Regions from separate parts of the Homo sapiens genome. Here all the other regions are linked to region 3. The links are chromatin contacts, found by Hi-C or POLR2A ChIA-PET in ENCODE. All regions are on one chromosome and are shown on one strand. Each heading gives the region's core, a stretch centred on a gene start or an enhancer-like site at or near the end of the contact. The rest is flanking DNA. Distances are from core to core; before and after follow the strand shown.

Region 1 (2,700 bases), core at 26-2,525, 1.3 Mb before region 3:
ACACATGAAAAAACTTAGGCTCAGAGAGGCTAAGTAATTCCTCAAAGCCACACAACCTAGGCTTTGCAGCCAGGAAGATGAGATTAAATCATGCTTAATTCCCTTACCAGTGTATGACCTTGGGAAAGGCTGTGAACTTCAATTTCTCTACACTATAAATTGAAAATTATAGTACTGACTATATCATAGGGTTGATTTCAATATTAGATTAATTACTATATAGAAAGCACTTAGAACAACTATAGCTCTAGTGTGGAGTAGTCAGAAATGGCCTGGAAGTTCATTTTTAGTAAAGAGATTAATAAAATAGTTTATTATGTACCAGGAGTTGATGGAGAACAGTTCCCAATTCAGCTGTCAATTTGAGCTTTTCGCTTATGAAATCTATGCTATTGAGTTGACGTTTGTTAAGGAAAAGAACCTAATGTCTGATAAACAGGCAAAAATTAACTATTACATTTAAATGTGACTATTGCAGATGTACTAAGTAGTTGAGAAAGCCAGTTGGGGTCATACTCACTTAGGCTTACACCTAGCTTTGCCTCCTTGTTAGCTGTGTGACCTTGGTCAAATCACTTAACCTTTCTGAGCTGAGGTACCCTCCTCTATAAAATGTGGATTTTAAGTAGGCTATTATAGAGGATGATGTGAGGATTTTAAAAGACCATGCATCAAAAGTACCTAAGATGAAGCCTGATTTAAGAATGAGCTCAGCAAATGCTAGCTCATTTCCTTGGATTAGCCTTTCTACACTGACCCAAGGCTTGCAAGGCAAAGCAAAACTAAATAAAAGCAAAATGAAGTTAAAAAGCCCAAACAAATAAAAACCAATTTGTTAATTGGGTGTTGGTGGATAAAAAGACTCTGAAAGTACATCCAGTCAAATTTGAATTTCAGGTAAACTATGAAATTATTTGTAGTATAAGTATATAAGTATGTAGTGTAAGTATCCCAAGCATTGCATGGGATATACTTACACTCACTAAATTCTTCACTGTTTATTCAAAATTCCAATTTAACTGGATGTCAGGTATTTCTATTTATTAAACCCGGCAGCCTAGACATGGTAGAATTTAGTAAGCCCAGACATGACAGACTCCTGAATAGCCAAGGCACAGAATTCAAAAGAGTCAAATGTGTTTCCAACTTGCTAACTGCAAAAGCATCAAGGAAAAGGTTGACCCCACCCTCTCTGTCTCTGCCAAGCAAAGAGCCCAGATGGGAAACCCCAGGTGAGTGATTTAGCCTCCTGTGCATACTCTATGGGATCCTGGTGCAGAGGTTGCTGGGAAAACCGTGGCAGCCTGCCCTAGGTTTTCCTTCGGGTGGGGCCCTGTGGTTATGGTGTGGTGACTCTTTGTCACGGTGCCCCTGCCACGCCCTGCTTAGTCCACCTGGTGGTTGGGGGTAGGGGAGAAGAGAAGTTACAGGCAGAAAAAAAGGACTTATCAATGTAACATATTTCTTAGGTGGTTTGTGCATTGCTGTTTGGGCTTGCAAAACTTTAATTATTACTTTGATGCAGAGTGGCTGCAGATTGTCACTGCCAGGCCTGATTTAATAGCCTGCTTGCACAAAGTCCGACAGAGATTGCTTTTGTTGCACTTTCTAACAGCTCGTGATGGTGGCTTTTTTACGTTAAGGAGGAAACTCTGTGGTTAAACTGTAGCCTAGGTATTTTTAGAGCCGTTACCATGTTAACCGAAATTTCGTACATTTCACCTGCAGGATATGCAGTCGTGCTTAGGGCCTTCCTTAAACTCTAACAAAAAATATAATTTAACAGTTGTTAATACTGTGCTTAGGACCAACTCCATGTTATCAGAAAAGCTACTGACCAAATACTGGACTGCTAAGAATCCTTTTTTTGGATGGGTGGTACTGTGCCATTAGAGAGTATTTTTTTTTCCTTGATATAAAACGAGTTGAAGGAACATAACCAAAAGGCTAAAATTGGTTAGTTCTAAAGGTCAGAGCCTGAAGGCAGTGACCCATTTGTTAATCATTAAGCTTTTCTAAGCCGTCTCTGACAGAATTCTGGCTTTCTGCCACTTCTCTGGTCATTTTAAACTGCAAATTCTTGTACTGTTTCAGTTTTTAAGTAGGTTTCAAAGGTTATGAGAAAGGCATAACTTGTTAGCTATTTTTCCTTATCAAACGTCTTTAGGGTTTTGGAAGGCAGAGCTGTTCTGTGTTAAGAGAATCCTCACAGCATACCCAGCCATACAGCATTTAAAGATGGACTCTTGGGTCCTCTGAAAAGGGTGGATTTCTAGCTATCATTCCCATGTTACTTAGTTTCCATAGATAAGCAGGATGTGAGGGCTGAGGACACCCACTTAGCCATTAGGTATTAGTTCCCAAATCACTGCTATCTCAGGGTAGTTGTCTCCAATAATCCCAGCACTGAAAGTTCAAAAAACAGGAGCAAAATAACCACAATGTATTTATCATCTTCTGTCATCAGTTATAAAGTGGAAGTACTTTAAAATATTTTGAATGCATTTTTGTAAAGCCCAGTGAGGTTCCAGTGCTATGACGTTTCATTGCCAGAAAACTCAATGCCAGTTTATGCTCTAGTCCATCTGAATAAAAAGTGATCTGTACACCCAAAACACATAAACAGAACTAAATTTTATGTAGCCAAGGGACATTAAGCTGCTAAAACATTTGCTTCAATATTGAACATGGAATAGCTGT
Region 2 (2,700 bases), core at 68-2,567, 1.7 Mb after region 3:
GAAATCATATTTGGGTTTGTTTCAGAGATATTTTTGGTTCTTATATTTGGACTTAGGTACTCTTGATCTAAAAATTCACTCAACCTCCAATAAAATAATGAAGGCACAGATAAAAAATCTGATAGAGCTGAATATCGAAATTCCTTGCTTTTAACAGGCGATACAGCGCATTCTTACTCTCTTTTCTCCTAGATCAGCAGGTGTCCCCGCCGCTCCAGTAGACTGAGAAAAAGGAAAAGGAGGGGGCGACAAGAAAGGAAAGGAAATTGTCTAGGTGTCCTGGTGGTGGAGGTGGGGGGTATTTTAATTTCATAATTAAAAGCTCTCTTCTTCGGCTTTCAAGTTTTTACTCCTATTTGTAATGATTTGATTGAGGACTGTGCAGCAGAGTTTGGGTATGTACATCTCTAACATAAACGGAAAGGAACAAGGAAGGGACGGATAGGAGACAGCAAAGGGTTGCGGGGAGAGAGCAAAACGTAGGCGCGTGGGGACGGGAAGGGAGAGGCGGATTTGGCAGTCAAAGAGGGACGAGAGGAACAGGAATGGAAAGTGTGGACTGGCCGTCCAATCCTATGGGGGAAGGGGAAAGGGGGGGCCCACCACGTCGCACTCCTCCCCACCTCCAGGCTTTTCCTGTGTAGGCTGAAGCCATCCAGGCGTGTACAAAAGAGTCGGTTGCTGAGCCAGGAAGGCTGTCTCCCCGGGCTGCGCAAGCTCCGGGCCGCCTCTCCTGGGCTCAGGAGGGCGGGCAAGGATAAGAAGGCAGAAGCCCCAAGGCGGACAGCTTTGTGGGCGCCTGGAAGAAGGCGAAAGGCCACCAGCCCAGACCCCGAGGGCGCTTGCCCGCGGGACTCGGCGCCGCAGGCCAGGGCCGTCCGTGAAGGGTAGTCTGTGCCTACGTCCTGCCCTACTGGTACCACTCGGACACTCTATCCCCGTCCGACCCTTTGCAGGGCTCGACTTGTCTCCCCGACTGCCCGTCCTTAGTCCAGGTTCTCCTGCGCGGCCCGGGTGCGGGGTCTCCTCGTCATCTCGGGCGACACTCTGCAAACAATATGGCGGTCGGGCGTCGACCGTGGCGCCTTCTCTCCGGGCCCTCGGGGTTGACGAGGGGGACTACCGCCGGCGCTCCCGACCCGCGACGCGCGAGCCCCGGGCGGGCGGGGGAGGCGAGAGCAAGAAACCTGTGGGACCTGTGGGGAGCCGCGTCCGCGGGGCTGGCGCGCGCGGGGGCGGCCTCGGGCTCGCGCGCAAAGGCGCGGGCGCGGGCGGGGGCGGAGTGGCGGCGGCAGCGGCGGCTAGAAGCGGCAGCCCAGAGCCCTCTCGCGGCCGCGGCGGCAGCAGCAGCGCCAGCCCCAGCAACACTGAGGCCGCCGCCGCCGCCTGGCGCTCCCGCCGCCCGGCCCGACATGAGTGAGGCGGTTCGGGTACCCTCGCCCGCCACTCCGCTGGTGGTGGCGGCGCCCGCGCCTGAGGAGAGGAAAGGGAAGGAGTCAGAGCGCGAGAAGCTGCCGCCCATCGTATCGGCGGGCGCCGGCGCGACCGCGGTAGGTGGTGGGCCGGGGCCGTCTGGCGCCCCGGACGGCGGGAGTTGGGAGGGACGGCGGCCGGGCGAGGGCCGTCAGGAGGCCTGCGTTTACCCTGGGCACGCCCTGGCACTCCAGGGAGACGCACTCAGGCCGCCCTTCCTTGGGCAGAAATAAAAGAGTTGTGCCTCGTGGACAGCCCCGAACACTTCGCGAGGTACACCTACCACCCTCGGGAAATGTTGGGGGTGGTCGGTTCCGCTGGATGTTTGGGTTATTTTCTGGGGCTTGGGCCCCCACTTTCTCTAAGAGAATGACCTGCATCTTGAGTCGGCATGATCTGTTGGATGAGCATAGGTGTCAGCAGGCGGGAGTGGGTTTTCCACGGAGGTGCCTGCCTGCCTGCCTGCCTTGGAGGCGCGCAGATTTTTGTCCTTTTCTTCGCTTTTCTTTCCCTTCCCCCTTCAGATTAAACAGGCTCTGCGGCGAGTTTCCACTTAATTGTGACCTTTCCGTTGCTGTCAGTGTAGTGGGAGGTAGATGCATCAGTGATGGTTTTATTTTTCATATGGTACAGACATGTGACTCAGGTGGGGGGAGGCTTTTTGAACCTTTTATTTAAACCCAAGTTATCTAAGCTTGACAGGGATGATTTCCCAGCTGTATCTTCGTAAGGGTTATTTGGAGAGCGCTGTCAGGCTTCAAACTACATATTGCCAGATGATGTCATGGGACAGCCCCCTCCCCCTCTTTCCCTATTTTTACTGGTGGTTGTGACTGGTTAATTTGAAGCACAATTTAAAAAAAAACCTCGGATTTTGCAATTTTTTATTTTGACATAATATTTAAGTACTTTTTGAAAGTTTGCTTTGATATATTTAAAGATCATGACTTGTCATGCAGCTGTGTGTGACAAAATAGTAAAAGTTTAGTGAACATTATACATTTTCTTTATTCCTACTTGCGGTTCATTTCTTAAAACCTCCCTCTTAAATGACTAAGAACTTACTAAAATAGCTCACTCTTCGTTAAGTACTGTATTGGTGTTAGGAATAATTTTCGGATTCGGTAGGTTTTTCAAAAATGTCTGAGGGCCCTGATAACTGGAAATTGTTAAAACAAGCTCTTTAAATCAATGCAGCAAATTGCGAACAGTAATGATACACGTTTA
Region 3 (2,700 bases), core at 77-2,576:
CGGCTGACACTTGATTGTGCAGGACCTGGGAGGCCATGGTAAAGATCAGAATTCTATTCCTTTTCCCCCCTCCTCTTTTTATTTTATAAAATCTGTTATTTTAGAAAGTTGCAAGACTGGTACGATGTACACCATTATACCCTTCAACTAGATTCACCAATTACTAATATTTTGCCACATTTGCTTTCTCTATTTTTTTGCCATATCTTTTGAAGGTAAGCCGCAAACACTGTGACACTTTGCTGCTAATTACTTTAGCAAGCGCCTTCCAAAAACAAAGGCATTCTTCCACTTAATCACAAATTAATTCTCACATGCAATCAATTTAAAACTGATTCAATATCATCTAATATGTAGTTCATATTTAAATTTCCCCAGTTGTCCACAAATGTCTTTCGAAGTTTTTTTTTTTTTTTAAAAACTATGAACCAGCCAAGATTCACAAATTTCATTTGGTTTCTTTTGACTCTCGACTAAAGTAATTTTCCACTTCGTTTTTTTCTTTTTCCTGTCATGACACTGACATTTTTGAAGAGCCTAGGCCTGTTGTCTTGTAGAATATTCTACATTGTTTTTTTCTGATTGTTTCCTCATGATTAATGTCAAACATTTCTAGCACAAATACTATCGGGTGATATTAGCGATGCTAAGTATCTTCACTTGGTTAAGGTATGTCTAATAAATCTCTTCAGTGTAAAATTCTATTTTCCCTTTATAATAAGAAATGATCTGTAGGGTGATTCTTTGAGATACTAACATCCTCTTCCCTACAACCTTTCAGTTAATTGTTTGTTTTAGCATCTTGCATTCATTAGTTTTAGCATTCATAAGCTTACCTATATCAATTTTTAGACTGGCAGTTGCACAATGGGGATGCAGCGAGGGAAGTGACCCTCCGGATCCCGGGATGCCGAGCCTTTTTCTGCCCCGTAGGGACAGGACTGGGAAGTGGCTAGCCCGCCATTCCTCGGCCCGTCCTTAGGGGAGTCGCAGGACTAAGTGCAGTGGCAGTGGCCTCACCTCGGGCCTTCGCCACATCTTTATTGCCTCAAGGACAGAATTGGAGATCGGTGTCCCAGTCAACAGCGTGGTACTTATGACAGCCGCGAGAAAGCGCACTACTAAAGCCCGGCTAGCAGAGCTGGGAGGCAAACCAGACCGTCAGCACCAGGGCGGCCCACGCCTGCTTCCGCCCATTGGCTGCCCGCGTTTCAAGACCCGCCCCCATATTGGAGAGCTTCTTCCGGTAGCCACTGGAAAGCCCGCAGCGCGAGCCGGCTACGCTCCCTGGCGGAGCTCTGGACGCCCCACCTACTCCCAGCGTTCAGTGCGGTGCCCTGGCCGCCATTGTTTGAATTTGAAAACGGTAACATCGCAGTGCTGCTCGCGGGTCTGGCTAGTCAGGCGAAGTTTGCAGGTGAGGAGGTGACCCGCGGGAATGTGTGGGGAAGGAGGTGGGTGACTGCGCATGTATGGGGCCTAAGGTGGGGAAACGGCTTTGGCAATGTGGACATGTTCCGACAGGGCTCATACCCCAGTGGAGGTTACTGTCAGGAACTGGGTTGCGGAGCGATGCGAACACGGGGTACGCAGCGAGGAATGAGTCATACTAATTCGGTTACGGTTTAAATCTCGCCTCCACTGCTAATTAGCTGAGTGACGCAAGACAATTCATTTAATCTCTCTCTGTACCTTAGTTTTCTTATCAGTTAAAAGGCTGCAATGAAGTGTCTATTTCTTTCGGCTTTTGTGAAGATTAAATGGTAATGTGTAAAGTTATTAGTGCTGGCACACAGTAGGTACTAAATGTTTGCAGTTATTAATATTATTATTGTTGTTGCTTCTGTTGTTGTTGAGGAACAGGCCTGTTTTGCCACACCTAGTTTTCTGAAGCTCTGAGGTGAGCAGTTTGCTCGGCTGGTAGGTAACACGGCCTTTTTGCGGGGGGAGCCCTGTGGTAGCCTCTGTGCACTTATTTCCAGACTACTCCTACTGGTCCTTGGGGCTTGCCCTTCTAGGGTTTTGCAGTGCCAGGCTGAAGAGTTTGTGGCACAGTGACTGCTGTCATTCCCCAGTTTAGAAGGCTTTCTCCATCTCGATTCGCTCGCTGGTTCAGTGATGCATGTCTGGCACAGTTCTCTTATATTTCTTGCTAAACTACTAGTTTACAGAAGTTCACGCCTTATGGGTTAGGTAGTGTAACAGTGTATTTATCTTACATGTCCAAGACTCCAGATTTTAAATTGTAAAAATAACATAAAATACTCATCGATTAGTTGTGAAGACTTTTTTTGAGGCTTTGTGTTGTAGACCACATTCAGAAACCTCATTCAGCAACAGATTCTGCTATTTTTCACCAAAGTCTCCAATTGTGGATTCTTATTGGAGAGAGGGTAAATATGCAGTTTTCCAGTCAGAGCAGCCTTTTGAAATGAAAAATGAGGTCTTGGAGCCTGCTGTCACGAAAGATAATATTACAGACTAGGACCGACTTTTTTTTTTTTTTTTGGAATAGTATTTTCTTTATAACCATTATTTTAAGTCATTAGGTAGTCTTTATCCCTGCATAAGTCGCTGAATTTGTTATAGGGGATACAGAGTGGTATAAGGCAAGGTTCTTGCCATCAAGAAGTTTCCAGTTTAGTTGGGAAGGCCACGTATAAGTAGAAGTCATCTAAAATCGCAAGAAGTTACAGTAAG

What was found. Hi-C counts contacts between places; a loop is a spot of excess contacts on that map. ChIA-PET counts read pairs that join two places held with the same protein, here RNA polymerase II (POLR2A). Pooled maps may share reads with other maps.
Region 1: a map of naive thymus-derived CD4-positive, alpha-beta T cell shows a loop between it and region 3 (4-fold over the local background). The contact joins the enhancer-like site here to the promoter of KIF20B in region 3. A Hi-C loop is called at or near these places in 1 of 168 maps with a recorded cell type or tissue (naive thymus-derived CD4-positive, alpha-beta T cell) and 3 of 50 pooled maps. POLR2A ChIA-PET finds 5 or more read pairs at or near these places in 1 of 52 experiments (activated T-cell).
Region 2: a map of B cell shows a loop between it and region 3 (7-fold over the local background). The contact joins the promoter of HECTD2 here to the promoter of KIF20B in region 3. A Hi-C loop is called at or near these places in 3 of 168 maps with a recorded cell type or tissue (B cell, CD8-positive, alpha-beta T cell and naive thymus-derived CD4-positive, alpha-beta T cell) and 7 of 50 pooled maps.

Annotation. Positions count from the first base shown.
Region 1 is chr10:88,384,401-88,387,100 of GRCh38, forward strand. All of the region lies in intron 4 of RNLS (renalase, FAD dependent amine oxidase), which reads right to left. Among named protein-coding and RNA genes, the nearest start is that of RNLS, 200 kb to the right of the region's middle. Within about 2 kb of position 1,276, at least 26 of the 41 ENCODE cell types and tissues checked have a DNase peak (open chromatin) inside an H3K27ac peak, as active enhancers do.
Region 2 is chr10:91,409,027-91,411,726 of GRCh38, forward strand. It overlaps HECTD2 (HECT domain E3 ubiquitin protein ligase 2), which reads left to right and starts at 1,318. Exons shown (of 21, transcript NM_182765.6): 1 at 1,318-1,550. The coding sequence starts at 1,413. The region is part of intron 3 of HECTD2-AS1 (HECTD2 antisense RNA 1); the gene reads right to left. RefSeq lists an enhancer at 725-934 and a silencer at 1,085-1,674.
Region 3 is chr10:89,700,264-89,702,963 of GRCh38, forward strand. KIF20B (kinesin family member 20B) reads left to right here and starts at 1,327. Exons shown (of 33, transcript NM_001284259.2): 1 at 1,327-1,417. RefSeq lists a silencer at 849-928 and enhancers at 973-1,488, 1,489-2,005.